Linked DNA regions of Homo sapiens: region 2 is linked to region 1. A link is an interaction called in ENCODE POLR2A ChIA-PET data of the cell type or tissue named here. Cell type or tissue: GM12878. All regions are shown on one strand. Each heading gives the region's core, and the rest is flanking DNA. Links, peaks and the distances in the headings are about the cores only.

Region 1 (7,854 bases), core at 1,809-5,808:
AACATAGTGTTTCTACCCACCCCTCTTCTCCTACCTGTCTACCTTGAAAAAAAATTGTCTTAATTTGAAATGTATGTAACTTCTTGCATTTTTTTTAAAAAAGAACTACATTTGACATCACAATTTGTGTAACTTGAGTTGTATTTCTCCTTTTATGCTATGAACTACTGGGCTGAGGAATTCTTAGAAATCTTTGAAATTACTTCCTTGTAATTAATAGTTTCTAGAAAGTGTTTATTTTGAAGATAGGGATGATAGCATTTACACTGGAAGACAGTTTAAAAAGAGACCAAATTATGAGTGGAGGAATCCTTGGTGGCAAGAGTATAGACCTGTATACAGTTTTTTGTTTTTTTTTTTTTCCTGGGGCGTAGAGATTGGGGAAGGCCACTTGGCCAAGGGTGAGAATGTGAGCAATGATGGGCAGAGAGAGTCCATTCAATGCAGAGGGAACAGCAGGTGCAAAGGCCCTGGGGTGAAAGGGGACTTAGTGTGTTTGTGGAACTGTTCTGTTCTGAGGCCTATAAAGATTTATAAAGCAAATAATTACAAGAGGATAAATACAAGGAGATAGTTGATTTGTTAGTAATAAGGAGGAATCATGCAATTTTAGAGCTTAAAGAGACTTTAAAGAATCACCTCCAGATTTTTCACTTGTGAAAACTGAAGATAAGGAGATGGTTTGCTCCAGGTCACCTAGTGAGCTGGTTGTTAAGCCTGGACCCAAGCTCATATCGAATATTTCTGGATCATGCTCTCTGAGTGCACTGCCTTAGTTCTGGAAAGGATGTGTCTGGGTTGCCCAGTGGATAAGGACTCTAATTCTATACAGTGTCAATAATATGGTTGTTATAATGGATACCATCTAGTGACTATTCAGACTCCTTTGCTTGCAAATACCGATGCTCTTTGTCTTACGACAGGGTTACCTCTTGATAAACCCATTGTAAGCTGAAAATGTATTTGGGACACCTAACCTACTGAACATTGTAGGTTAGCCTAGCCTACCTTAAATGTGCTCAGAACACTTACATTAGCCTGCAGTTAGGCCAAATCATCTAGCACAAGCCTATTTTATTTATTTAATTAATTATTTTTTTGAGACAGGGTCTCACTCTATTGCCCAGACTGGAGTACAGTGGCGCAATCCCAGCTCACTGCAGTCTCCACCTCCCAGGCTCAAGTGATTTTCCTGCCTCAGCCTCCCAGGTAGCTGGGATTATAGATGCGTGCCACCACGCCTGGCTAATTTTTATATTTTTAGTAGAGATGGGGTTTCGCCATGTTGGCCAGGCTGGTCTTGAACTCCTGACATCAAATGATCCACCCACCTCAGCCTCCCAAAGGGCTGAGATTACAGGCGTGAGCCACTGCGCCCGGCACAGGCCTTTTTATAAAAAAGTGTTGAGTATCTCATGTAATTTAAAAAATTATTTTAATTAGTTTTATTTTTTGAGATGGAGTCTTGCTTCGTAGCCCAGGCTGGAGTGCAATGGCATGATCTTGGCTTACTGCAACCTCCGCCTCCCGGGTTCAAGCGATTCTCCTGCCTCAGCCTCCCACGTAGCTGAGATTACAGGTATGATCCACCTCGCCTGGCTAATTTTTGTATTTTTAGTAGAGACAGGGTTTTGCCATGTTAGTCAGGCTGGTCTTGAATTCCTCACTTCTTGTCACCTGCCCACCTCAGACTCCCAAGGTGCTGGGATTACAGGAGTGAGCCACTGTGCCCGGCCTAATTATTTTTATTTTTGAGACAGGGTCTTGCTCTGTCATCCGGGTTGGAGTGCAGTGGTGTGATCTCAGCTCACTGCAACCTCCACCTCCTGGGCTCAAGCAATCCTCCCATGTCAGCTTTCCTAGAAGCTGAGACCACAGGCACATACCACCACGCCTGGCTATTTTTTTTGTATTTTTAGTAGAGATGGGGTTTTGCCATGTTGCCTAGGCTGGTCTCAAAATCCTGAGCTCAAGTGATCCACCCGCCTTGGCCTCCCAAAGTGCTGGGATTACAGGTGTCAGCCACCACACCCAGTCCTCATGTAATTTATTAAATACTGTACTAAAAGTGAAAAACAGAATGGTAGTATGGGTACATGAAGTATGGTTTCTACTGAATATGTATTGCTTTTGCATCATCATAAATTTGAAAAATCGTTAGGTCAAACCATAACTTGGGACTGTCTGTGCTTGTCACTTTCCTACCTTTGAAGCTTTGGTCCTGCTGTGCCTAGCAGTTCTCCTTCTCCTGTCTATTTACTCAAGTCTCATCCCAAATCCTTTTAAGTGGGAGGCTTTGTACACCCCTCTGGTTATACATGCCTTGCCCTTTCTGAATTCCTGTTTAAATGTAATTTCCTGTTAAATGTATATGTGTTATGATTATTGCCTTTTTTTCTCACCGGCTACATAATAATTTCCTTGAGGGAAGAAGTTGTTTTGTAATTTAAACATATCACACACAATACCTCGCACCCATTAGCCTTTTAAAAAAGTTTTTGTTGGTAGTAATTACAATGGTGATGATCAGTAAATATTTAAAGTAAGCAAAAAGATCTTTAATATAAAGATCTCACATTGTGAGAGTTACTCCCCACATAATTTTGTTCCATTTTATTTTTTGAAGTGGTGCATTATTTAAATTTAGAAACAGCTGGGCATAGTGGCTAGCACTTATAATCCCAGTTACTCAGGAGGCTGAGGTCAGAGGATCACACCCAGAAATTTTTTTTCAGGGACAGAGTCTTGCTATGTTGTCCAAGAGTTTACGTCTAGCCTGGGCAACATAGCAAGACTATCTCTTAAAAAAAATCTAAAACAAGGGTATGTTTTAATTCAGTATTTATTAGTATTAATCTCTCCCCCAAACTAGATGTGGACATTATTATAAACAAAGTTATCAACTGTCAAAAGAAATCACATGACAATTTAAGAAAGTGATACTACATTTTGAGTTGTTTCTAAAACTATTTCAGACACACCAACTGTTAGCCATAGGTTGATGCTGGTCAGGTACGTGTAGAAAATTATATGCAGAAAGGAGCTTAGAAACACTTGTGTTACTCAGCAATTAATTCTATTATTACTTTTTTAGGAGGACTTCTGATGTTATTACCTTTTAGTTTTGTGAATATACTGTACTTCTGAGATAAATAAATATTAATGTTCACTGATTACTACTTCAGATAAAAATACCATTTTGGTCTTCTTACCAAAGCTCTTCATTTACCTTTTTTACTTTTCATATTAGAAAACTTTCTCAAAGTTTCGCATGATTCTACATTGGTAAGCCCCTGAAAAGAAAATACTACAAAATATGTGCAATATTGTTTGTTAAATAAAATTAAACGAGTAAGCAAGAGACTGAGGTGAAATTGCAAAATGATTTTTAATAGATTATTGGAAAGGAATTTTTCCCCATTACCTAGTTAGATGACATGTTTCTTATTCTATCTTTATTCCAAGCAATCACATAGGCATTGCTGTTAATTTTATTTGCGACTACGAAAGTCACATGGATAGGTGTAATTCCTTACTCATAAGATTGTAAAATATAAATTTTGTGCCTTTGAGAGGAATATGTTTATAATTTCCTGGTAGAAGTATCTTTTATTTGTAATATGGGACTCAGCTCATTTGTTTTACTTTCTTCATCACTTGTACAACAAAGATTTAGTGAGTGTGTACCCAGTGCTAGGGATGGAGTAATTAAAAGATGAATGGTTCTGGCCTCATTAAGCTTACAATCTGATTAAGCTATAGTTCTACCTCTGTGGGTTCATAATGACATACTTTGTTATGCTACCTCTGCTGTGCTATGAAGGGGGTCTCTTGAGACCTGGCGTTCTTACCTTGTGTGCCACCGTTGTTTGCACTTGCCCACGGGACTCTCAACTTCACTGGACATTGGGTTTCCAAGTGTAATATGGGGCAGTTGTGCCTAGAGGATTTCAAGGTTTCCTCCTGTTCTTACATTTTACATAGCACAGATCCCACAGAAATATCAGTGTTTTGTATACATACTTGCATTGTTCTGTTGTCTTCAGTGCCCCATAAAGTATAACTGTAAACAACCCACAGATTTGCCCACGGACTATTTTACAAGTGAAGAAACTAGGGGACAGTGTTCTCTGAAGTGACATCCCATCTGAGGAGGCGAACCAAGATGTCTTATCTTTCGGGCGAGTGTACTGTTAAACCACACTGTTCTACTTCCCACAAAGGGGGACTTCCTTAAACAGTAACTTCACTGACCACCTCTATTCATATGTTTCCTTCCTCCTTCCCTTCTTTGGCTGTATAGATAACAAACCTTGCAACGGGTGTTCTTTTACCAGTGGTTCATTTATGTTTGTTTTTTTCCGCACTGTACCCCTGTGAGGTGTTAGGAACCCTGTGCATTTAAGTAAATTAGAATTGTGCAGAAAAGAGAGACCAGCAGAAAAAAAATATTTCTGTGAATGCTTTTATATACATATATATATATATATATATATTTTTTTTTTTTTGAGACAGAGTCTCACTCTGTCACCCAAGCTAGAGTGCAGTGGCATGATCTCTGCTTGCTGTAGCCTCCGCCTCCGGGGTTCAAGTGATTCTCATGACTCAACCTCCTGAGTAGATGGGACTACAGGTGCGTGCCACCACGCCTGGCTAAGTTTTTGTATTTTTAGTAGAGATGGGGTTTTACCGTGTTGCCCAGGCTGGTCTCAAACTCCTGAGCTCAGACAATCCACCTACCTCGGCCTCCCAAAGTGCTGGGATTACAGGCATGAGCCACTGTGCCCAGCCTGTGAATGCTTATATTAAAGAAGCTGAAAAGGGTTATGCTTAGGTGGTAAGGCTCAAGAACTTTAAAGTGAGTTTTGTTAAATGGTACATTTCATATATACTTTAAGTGATTCTTCTTAAAGAAAACTCACAAGTGACTCAAAGATGAATTTATTCACGTTCATTGTCTATCTCAACAGCAGAGAAACTGTCACAGTTGAAGACTCCTGGACATTTACTGCAATATATTTGTAATTTAGTTTAACACTTTAGAAAATAGTAAAGTAAGCTCATTTTTGGGTTAACTTATCCTGACTAGGACTGATTGTAGTACAATATAAGGATAAATAGTAAAACTTTGAATTTTCTTGGAAAATGATGAGCAGCTTGATGCTAATGATCAGATATAATTAAAAAAATTTTTTTTGAACCTCAGAGTGATTTTTTTATTTTCAGACTTCACAATCACTTTCTAATGATAGGTGTTCTGATGAAAATATCTGCAGGAAACAAGACCAAAATTCACTGGATGAGATAATATATTTCTTGAAGTTCTAGAATCAGCTTATCAGCTGTATTCTGTTCCTTCTTAGTTGTAGGAAACTTTAGCTGTGGTCTAGGTCCATCTCTGAGTTTACAGAATTTCTGTGAAGTTAGGGAGTGAGAGACTAAGAGGATGGACTCTTGTGCCAGATTATCTGGGTTCAAATTCTAAATCTGTTACTTATTAATTGCATGACCTAGGACAAATTACTTAATCTCTCTGTGTCTCACCTTTAAACTGGGGAGAATAATAATACTTCCCTCATAGGAGTTTTTGAGGGGTAAATGGATCAGTATAGATAAAGTGGCTAGGATAGGTCCTGGTAGGTAAGTGCATGTAAGCAGCTGTTATTATTATATACATAAGGTAGGTTGCATTGTTGCCCATTGTGTCTTTACATGTTTCAGTCTTTGCTCTTGCCTCTGTTTTTTCCCAGATATCAATGCATTTGCAATGAGTGTAATTGTGTCATTGTGTTATTAGGTCACTAATCACAGGTGATTCACTCTTTAAATTGATCTGTGGTGCTGGTAGTCTGGTTATGTTTTGGAGTTCTGGTAACTGGTGGAAATGCATACCTCGGGTAGGTTCATGTGTTTGACATCTCTGAACCATGTTCATGGAACTCTGTTGGGGGTCGTCTGCTGTGGATGTTTTTCTCTGGATGTTTGCCAGTGGTACACATATCGATAGGGTGCCAGTTGTGGTAACTGTGGTGTTGCTTTCTCAGTTTTAGTTTTTCTTTCCTCCCTCTTCCTCCTCCTCCTCCTCATCATCCTCCTCCTCCTCCTCCTCCATTTTTTTTATAAAGAGGCAGTCTCATTCTGTCACTCAGACTGGAGTGCAGTGGTGTGGTCATAGCTCACTGCAGCCTCAAACTCCTGGGCTCAAGGGATCCTCCCACCTTGGCCTCCTAAGGACCAGGATGACAGGCACGTGCCACTATTCCTGCTAATTTTTTGTTTTTAGTTTTGTAGAGATGGAGTCTTGCTATGTTGCCTAGGCTGGTCTTAAACTTCTGGCCTCAAGGGATCCTCCTGCCTCAGCCTCCCAAAGTGCCAAGATTACAGGCATAAGCTACCGAGTCTGACCAACTTTACATTTTTATGACAACAGAGGTGGGTCTGCTATGGAGTTAAAGAAAAGTAAGCTTTAGGCTCTTTCAATTCCATAGCCCTTCCTAAGGCCTCTGGAAGGGCCCCAGAGCTTTTGCATTTATGATTTTGCATTTTAGTTTTATTTTTAATTTTTAATTGACAAAGATTTCTCCTCCAAAGTGTTTAAGCTTCAGATCCCTCAAAATCTGGATCTGCCTCTGTAGAGCACATAACATTTCATTTGTTCTAATATCTGACAATTTCTGCAAACTCTGACAGTGAAATACTCTCAAACATTTCCACTGTAAAACAGCTAATAAACAAGCATGTTTACAATTGGTTTATGTTCTCTAAGTTCTTCCTTTGAAAAACAAAGTGGTGTGTCTCTACTTTAATCTGTTAATTTTATTTCCCTGAATAGAGTTAAACAGTTGTTGTTTTTGAAGTCCTATACTTTTCTTGTTAAATGTATTCCTATTTTATAGTTTTAGCTACTCTTGTGAATAGGTTTTTTTCCCCATGATATGTTGTAATTATTGTTAATATATCATCAAGCTTGATTTTTTATAAATCTATTTTTTTTGAGACAAAGTCTCACTCTGTTACCCAGGCTGGAGTGTATTGGTGTGTTCACAACTCACTGCAGCCTCAAAATCCTGGGCTCAGGCCATCCTCCCACCTCAGCCTCCCGAATAGCTGGGATACAGGCGTTTGCTACCATGCCCAACTAATTATTTGTTATTTTTAATTTTTTTTTGTAGAGATGAGCTCTCTCTATGTTGCCAGGCTGGTCTCAAACTCCTGGGCTCAAGTAGTCCTCCCACCTCAGCCTCCCAAAGTGAGGTACTGTGCCTGCCTACAAATTTATTTTGTAACCAACCATTATACTCTGCTACGTCTGACTGTTACATAGAGACATAGTTTTCTATCATCAACTTCATTATGGAAGGGTTATTTTCTACTGAATTTAATCCAAATTACGAGAAGAAAAAAATTAAAAAAAATTAAAAGGTATTTTAAGTGCTAAACAAGAACATTCAAAAGCATGGGATTAAAACTTTCTGTGCTGAGAAAGTTATAAGCTGTGTGTTCTGGAGGGAGGCATTGATGGGGAGTGGTGGAGGAATATATCTACCCAGTAACCTTAAATTTTCTGAATTGACCGAAATACAAATTTAGAAATAGAGAAATCTAGATTTATAATTCATAGTGACTACCACGGTGGGATAATTGAATTCAAACCCAGCCTATCTAACTTGGAAGGCACCCACAGACATCTCTACTTGAATTTCTTAGCCACCACCCCCAATTCTTTTTTACTTGAATCTGTTCATTTGACAAAAATATTTTAAGCACCTACTTTGTGCCAAGTACTGTTGTAGGCTCTGTGGACACAATAGTATAGAAGGTAAATGCCCTGCTGTCCTGGAATTTACCTTCTAA
Region 2 (7,854 bases), core at 2,500-6,499, 320 kb before region 1:
TCTGTGATTCATAAATTGTTTTTAAGTCTGTTTTCTTCCTGTTGGACAGCACACAAAGGTTCCCTCTCCGTATGCTTTTAGCAACCTGCAGGATGTGAATTAAATTGGTTCCTTAATTATTCTCCCACTTATAACTGTAGAGAGTAATTTTCTGCCATTATGTGCTCCTTCATTATGCAAATATCCCTAGTTCTACTGTTTGTGCCTTTGGAGAGCACAGAATTTCAAAATGAGGCAACACTTAGGACAAATATTTTTCTCTTTAGTGATTCGTTATGGCAAAAATAGTATGCTAAAAAAGTTTGTTATAAAACACACTCTTTTTGGATCGTATTTTAACCTGGCATTTCAAAAATTCCAAAATTAAATCTGTCACTTGTTCTATTATAAAATTGCACAGCAGATATTCCAAGGAATTTTCTCCCTTTTCAAAAAATAAGTTTTTTAAAATCATTCCTTAAAAAAATTATTTAAGAATGTAAGAATTCTCTAAGAATGTTTTATTCTTCAGGAAAGTTTTTTATGTTTTAAAGAATTTAACAACTTGAGAAGTTATAAAATTATGCGATTTTTAATAATATGTTAAATTATTATATTTTGAAATGCAAATAAGAGATACCAACCCATTTTTTCTTTTTCTTTCTGGTGTCTGTTTTATGGGCAAAACACTACTGCATGAAATCAGCTGGTTTTAATGATTGTATAAAATAACTTCCCAGGTACTACTGTGTTAATAGTCTATGCACGACCTTGCATAACCTTTATATTTTGTGCTTGTTCCATGATAATGTCCAAATGATGAATTTGAGGCCCTCCAAGCCTATTAAACATCTTCCGAATTACCAAAATTAGTGATATTCATTTGAAAGTTGAAGATGTATATATTTAAAAGGACAGTTTCTTTACCAAATGCTGTAGGTAGTTGTAAAAATACATACAAAACATCCATAAGATAGAAGAATAAGGAAAAGGAAAACTAAAAGCAGAAATGACAATGAGGTTAGCCTTTTATGACAGATTGGTATGTAAGAGTAGCATGGCCTTTTTCCAGTTCTGCATAGCTCAGGTGTCCCCTGGGAGAGGCCAGGGAACATCCTCACCAATAACCCAGGGAACAAACAGACTAAGAAGTGCATTCAGTCAGTAAAATTCCCCCCAAACATTAGTTGGTTCAGATTCTTTAATATTGTATCAAACAAACATGAGAGTCAGTACATTTTGGAGTAGCCTTTAAAAGATTGGCCGAGGATCTTAGAGCTTTAGGTGATTTCCGGAAGAGCAGTTTGAGGTCCACCATGCAGACTGTCATCCATTGGAGATTCTGGACTCCAGATTTCATCAGAGCCCCAGTGATGTCCTTTGACTGTCACACATGTTGAGGCTGTTTGCAACTGACTGCTCTACTGAGATACCCCGGGCACAGCTGGAGGCTGAAGCATTTCCTCCCAGTCACAGCAGCTCGGAGCCTCCCTGAGAATTCCCTAGTTATATCTGCCTGTGTAGTCACTTGTGCACTGATCCATCCTGGGTTTGACAAAGCAATTCCAAAATGATGTCCCGAGTTCACACCATACATGGTTTCTGCCAGAGACAGTTTACAGATCTTCAGACTGAAGAAGGCCGTACTATTTAGTACCCACAAAGACATTAATCCTCTTTCTGTATTAGCTCTTACTATTCTGTGAAGAATGCCTTGTGCTTTTTTTCTCGTTTCACTTTTCTAACGTATTGAAGTAAAATGCATTAAAACCAATATACATCTAAATTATTTCATTAAGCGAATACATTTAGCATAAAATCAAGTTAAACTTGTGTCTTTATTTTAGGTGAATGAAATAATTTTATTTGTTTTCTAGGTTTGTGCAGAAGAAAAATGCCCAACACTTGTCAATCTGGCACACATGATGAGTTTGTACAGTACACACACGTATTCCAGAGACTGTTCTAACTGGATCAATGTCGTGTGCAGATACCTGCATGACTCCTTCTCAGATACAACATTTAATCTTGTGACTTATCTTGCAGAGGTAAATTTACCAAAAATATTTTCTTATTTACTATATATATATGTGTGTGTGTGTGTGTGTGTGTGTGTGTATGTGTATATATATACACATATATATATTTTAACTACTCTGTGGCACCTTATCAAGTTGATTTATATGCAGAAGCAGCACTGGTATTAACTGATATTCAAATTGTCTGACAGTCAACATAGTTAACAATTTTTTAAGATAAAAATATAAGTTACTTCCTATCAAGTGTAAAAGAAGTTTTTATAAAGGTGGGTTTTTTTTCCATGTCCAGTGTTTATATCCTTATTTACTGTCCTTAAGTGACATGAAACTCAAAATAATATACACTTTACCTAATTAAAAATGGAAAATGGGTTTTTAGTGGTCCTGATCCTAGAGAATGGTTATAATTTTTATTTCTACAAAATTAGGTTTTAGCTTAGAAATCTTTTCTAGAATAATAATTACAGCATACAAAAGTATTTCTTCTGGAAAAGTTTTTAGTTTGATGATACATTTGCTTCCTATCTAAAATATGATTTTGAGACAGCAAAAAATGGATGATAAAGTAGCCCTAGAACAGCACAAAAAGTTAATATCTATTTGATGCCTAAGAAGTAACTTTATACCCAGAAAAGTAAATTACTAAGTAGATAGGCACAAAGAGAAAGTCAAAAGCAAGAGATTCCTAGTCACTAAAAATGTTTGTCAGTTTATAATAAAGTAATACCTACTAAATTAGTTAAGGAAATAAAACACCATGATTTAGATGAAAAGTTATCGTCTAATTCTCCTTTCTGAACCAAGGAAAAATAACAGTAATAGACTCTGCCTTTCACTTTATTAGTCTCTAGATTTCTAATCCACATAACTATAAACTCATAGGCTAAATCTATGTTTTCCAACCTGTCAAATGTAAATATTGAGTTTTTATTCAACCTGATTAAAGTATACTTTAATATTACTTTTAACATTATTTTTAGCTGTTAGAGAAAGGATTGTCCAGTATGCAGCAATCATTACTACAGATTATTTATAGTCTATTGAGTCATATTGACCTGTCTGCAGCCCCAGCCAAGCAGTTTAATCTGGAGATCATAAAGATTATTGGCAAATATGTACAGGTGAGTGACCACAAAACTTACATATAACATTTTTCATCTAAAAATGATTTATAATCACACAATATTGGAAATGCCTTAAATGTCGAAGAATGGGGAAGTGGTTCAACCATAAATCGTGTTTTCAGGATATTTGCAGTATGGAAAATGTTCTCAATGTAAGTGACAAAAACCAGAATCAGAATTAGTATGATTTCTACTTTTCGTATTAACAATTTCTGTAATGTTCTGTAATGACAGGAAGGAATGCATATACACATTGCAGCAGTCAAAACTCTGGAAATTAGGACTGTGACTCATTGGTTGTTTTTGTTTTTGTTTTGAGAAGGAGTCTTGCTCTGTTGCCCAGGCTGGAGTGCAGTGGCGCAGTCTCGGCTCACTGCAGCCTCTGCCTCCTGGATTCAAGTGAGTCTCCTGCCTCAGCCTCCTAAGTAGCTGGGATTACAGGCATGTACCACCACACCCAGCTAATTTTTGTATTTTTAGTAGAGATAGGTTTCACCATGTTGGCCAGGCTGGTCTCGAACTCCTGACCTCAGGTAATCTGCCCACCTCAGCCTCCCAAAGTGCTGGGATTACAGGCGTGAGCCACCGTGCCTGGCCTCATTGTTCTTTCTTTCTTCGTACCTTTCTGTTTTTTAACGAGATTCTACTTAGTGGGCATACACTACTTTTAGAAACAGAAAACCTCTTTGAAGAGTTTGCATTTTAGAGATTTTTTTGTGTGTCTGATAAAAAGTGCCAGATATTTAGAAAGTGGAAAATTAAACTTGATTTAAATGTAAATGATGACAAGTCGGCCTGGTCTTTGCTGAATTTCACCTTTGAAATTCAGTTAAGCTGTCGGTTTGAGCTACCAGTTAAGAAAGCTTTGCATTGCTGAGCAGATCAGTAGGATGGATACAACTCACCAAAGAGAACAAGCTCATTAACAACCTTAATAGATTAATATGTTGTGTTTATACTCCAGTTACGTTTGCATTCACTAGAGCAGAACTTAGAATGGGAAATACTTAGCTGGCAAGGAATTTATTCTAGTTCATATCTGAAAGTAATAAAACTGTAGTAAAATGTTTTCAGTGATTCAGTTATGTAATCCACATTACCTCTTACATTCCCTTGAAAATCAGTGATTGCAGATATCAAAAAAACGGGAGATTTTCTGGTGGCCCTATTTATCTTGTGTCTTATCCTTCAGTGAGTGAGGCTTTACCAGATAGCAGTTATATCTCTTTCTAAAGCACATTTCTCTTTTCTTCTTAAGCCTTAAAAAAAAAAAACTTATAAAATATTTGCTATATTTCACATAGAAACATATACCACATTGAATTCACTACCTTCTGAACCATAGGTACATTTCTTATGTTCAGAACCACAAGCTCAACTTGCCAGTGGACAAGCAGATAACCAGAAGGAGCATAGATTTGTGGCTAAGTGAACTGCACACTCCCCATCTCAAAGGAGAAACACAACTTAGCTTCCTCTGGTGGTTTTCATGTTAGAATATGGGTCCAGTGTGGCAGACTTCTCACTTTAAGAGAAGCTGGAAATCTACATTTTTCTGTAAAATCTCCTGATTTTAAAATGTTGACTCAATTTTTTTTCCAGATTTCTTTATAAATGTGTGAATCAAGATCATATTTAGCTGATGGCTCATCACAGCTGCTGGCTTGTGCTTTATTAAACAACTAAATATTTCACAGAATTGAATTATCGATAGTCTTTTACATTTAAACACAACCAGCAATATAATTTATGAAAACATCCCTAAAGTTTAGCATTTCATGATGCCCAGAGATTGTAATTATTTCTGTCAGAAAAAATATGATGATTATTTCTACTTAGTCATGATTTTGTTAAATATAAACTTTTTTTTGTTTTGTTTTGTTTTTTTTGAGATGGAGTCTCTGTTGCCCAGGCTGAAGTGCAGAGGTGCGATCTTGGCTCACTGCAACCTCCGCCTCCTGGGTTCAAGGATTGTCCTGCCTCAGCCTCCCAAGTAGCTAGAATTAGAGGCACATACCACCATGCCTAGCTGATTTTTGTATTTTTAGTAGAGATGGGGTTTCACCACATTGGCCAGGCCGGTGTCAAACTCCTGACCTCAAGTGGTCTGCCTGCATTGGCCCCCCAAAGTACTGGGATTACAGGCGTGAGCCATTGCTCCCGGCCTTTAAACTACTTTTTACAGTGCTGTTCTTAAAATGTCACAGTATCATGTAGACCTTTTTATTATCAAGTATTTTGTGTTTTAGGTGTCTTCATAGCAAGATGTTATGAACTCAATTGGATAACCCAATTCTGCCAAAGATTTTTTACTTCCTTTTTTGGTGTCTTAATGGTTATTTTTCCTTCCTCAGATATCAGCTGTGAAAGAATATGTATAATATAATACAAGGTTGAGATGTGATTTTTGGTACCATAAGTAAGAAGTAGTTTTTTCTATGTATCCTTTTCAGTGGGTGGTAAAAGAAAGATATTATAAAGTCTTTATCAAACATTCACTGTTCTCTACATATACATCTAGCTCATAAATAATTCCTAGATTTCATTGGTAGGAATATACAAAACTAAGACAAGCAGAAAAATTTTTTTAAAATAGCCAAAATATGTAGGGAAGAAAAAAAAACCTCACCCTACACAACTCAGTAATCCCTGAGAACATCACATTAGCATGGTATCTACTCTCAGTATTTGGGGCCTGGGCCATCAAGAAAAAAAGACTTAACTGTATTTTAGTATTTTAATATTTTTATGTCTAAAAAGGAAGGTATTCGTTAAAAAATTTTTATCTGCAAAGACTTAAAATACTTAAATTTTAGAGTCTCAAAGCTATAAACTTCATTCAGCTAAAAGCTGACGTATATACAAATGTTTTGTTTACCACTACTGCCAAGTTACTGTATTAGTCTGTCCAAATTAATGATAATTACAAAGCACTTATTGGGAGAAAAGCAAGATATTTCAGTTGGGTAGCATTATTACACATATGGTATCTGATAAATCTAACAGTACAAATAATAACTTGTGTTTTCTTTCCTTTTGTAACTCAAACCTTTCATTAAGGATCTTCAAAATGAATAATTTTTACAAGTATTTTTGTAGAAATAATATTTTTATGGTGTACAGTAAATTGTTGTTCTTAGTTGAATGTGCATTTGTAACTTTTACGTGTCAATTATTTTTTAAACCAGAGTCCTTACTGGAAGGAAGCCCTTAACATATTAAAGCTGGTGGTGTCACGCTCTGCGAGTCTTGTCGTACCCAGTGATATCCCCAAGACCTATGGAGGAGATACAGGTTCTCCTGAAATATCCTTCACTAAAATTTTTAATAATGTTTCTAAGGAGTTGCCTGGGAAGACCTTAGATTTTCATTTTGATATATCTGAGGTAAGATGCTCAGAAATTGATGAAGTTACTCTACTAGGAATTTTCATTTGTTTATTTATTCATTCTTTGATTTAACAAACATTGATTGAGCTCATACCCAGTGTTAGACAATATGATAGCTGTTATGAACAACCAAGTGGGGATGGGGAGAAGGCCTGCTGTTAGAAAGCTTACTGTCTGTTAGAGAAACAGACTATACATTCCCCATCTAAAAGAAACGCCACAACTTAGCTTCCCAACAGTGTTTAGCTTAACAACTAAACATAGTAATCAACACTCGGCTGGAATACATTAAAAGTGCTAGGGGAGTATGTAGCATCTATCTAAAGGAGTGGTTTCAGAAAGGAACCAACATCTGAGCTGAGTGTTGAAAGACAAGTAATTCTAGACAGGCATCTATGGCAGTTTGGGGAGGGGAGGTTAAATGCAAAGAAATGGAGAATGTGTGAATGAAGGCTTGTAAGCGTGAGAAAGCATGGTGTTCCAGACACTTCCAACTAGTACCGCCTACCTTGGGCACAGAGTTCAAAAAAATGCAAGTAGAGTGTGATGAGACATGAGGCTGAAGGCATAGGAAGGGGCAAGATCATGGGGATCTTGCATTTCATAGTAACAAACTGGTTTTATCTAAACCAGTAGGAGCTCTTAAAGGATTTTTAGTTGGCGTATTAGGGTTTGCATTTTAGGAGGATCACTCTAGCCACAGGATAGAAAATAGAGCAGGGAGGAGGAGAGGACAGTTGGTAAGGAATCTGTTAGAAGAATTTGGGCAAAAGATAATGTGGGACTGTCCCAAGACAATTGCAGAGGTAATGAAGAAGGAAGAGAGATGGTTTACAAAAAGACCAAGGAAGTAACTGATGGGATTTAATGGGAAAGTGGGGAAGAGGCATCAAGGATTTGATGAATGGCCTTGACAGGTAGATCAATGTTGCACCACTCAAGAGAGTGGGAATGCAGGAACAGATCTTACAGCAGGGAAGGAGAGGGGGCAATGAGTTCCGTCTTGGACATGTTGACTCAGAAGTGACCCAGAAACATACTAAAGGAGGTGCCTGGTGGTCAGTTAAATTTTGGGATCTGAAGTTTTAGAGGAAAACTTGGGTGGAAGTAACAAATTAAGGGTTTCAGTGTTGTATAAGTGAATGGCTGAAACCATGGAAGGAAAACTGAAAAGAACAGAAGGCAACAACTAAAGGAAACCTGAGAAACTGGATATTTTAGGACTAGACAGAAGCAGGGGCCATCAGTCCAGAAGGAACCCTGGAGCCTGGCTATGCTGTATATTAATAAAAATCTCACTTAAAGATTTCTCATCCTTGCTGA

What was found. ChIA-PET counts read pairs that join two places held together with the same protein. Peaks named below come from ENCODE experiments on the same cell type or tissue, not always from the same donor. Only the 100,000 strongest peaks of a DNase experiment are listed, where the experiment ranks them.
Region 2: POLR2A ChIA-PET joins it to region 1 with 5 read pairs; 2 of 35 experiments call an interaction of 5 or more read pairs at or near these places.

Annotation. Positions count from the first base shown.
Region 1 is chr4:48,208,753-48,216,606 of GRCh38, reverse strand. All of the region lies in intron 2 of TEC (tec protein tyrosine kinase), which reads left to right. Among named protein-coding and RNA genes, the nearest start is that of TEC, 57 kb to the left of the region's middle. RefSeq lists enhancers at 4,058-4,107, 4,128-4,187, 4,718-4,777, 5,847-5,986. In GM12878, for the core only: no CTCF peak of the experiment used is centred there; a DNase peak (open chromatin) is centred at 4,263; H3K4me3 peaks cover 1,991 bases; H3K27ac peaks cover 3,587 bases.
Region 2 is chr4:48,529,830-48,537,683 of GRCh38, reverse strand. FRYL (FRY like transcription coactivator) reads left to right here. Exons shown (of 64, transcript NM_015030.2): 48 at 1,857-2,027; 49 at 2,999-3,139; 50 at 6,331-6,528. Among named protein-coding and RNA genes, the nearest start is that of ZAR1, 44 kb to the right of the region's middle. In GM12878, for the core only: no CTCF peak of the experiment used is centred there; no DNase peak of the experiment used is centred there.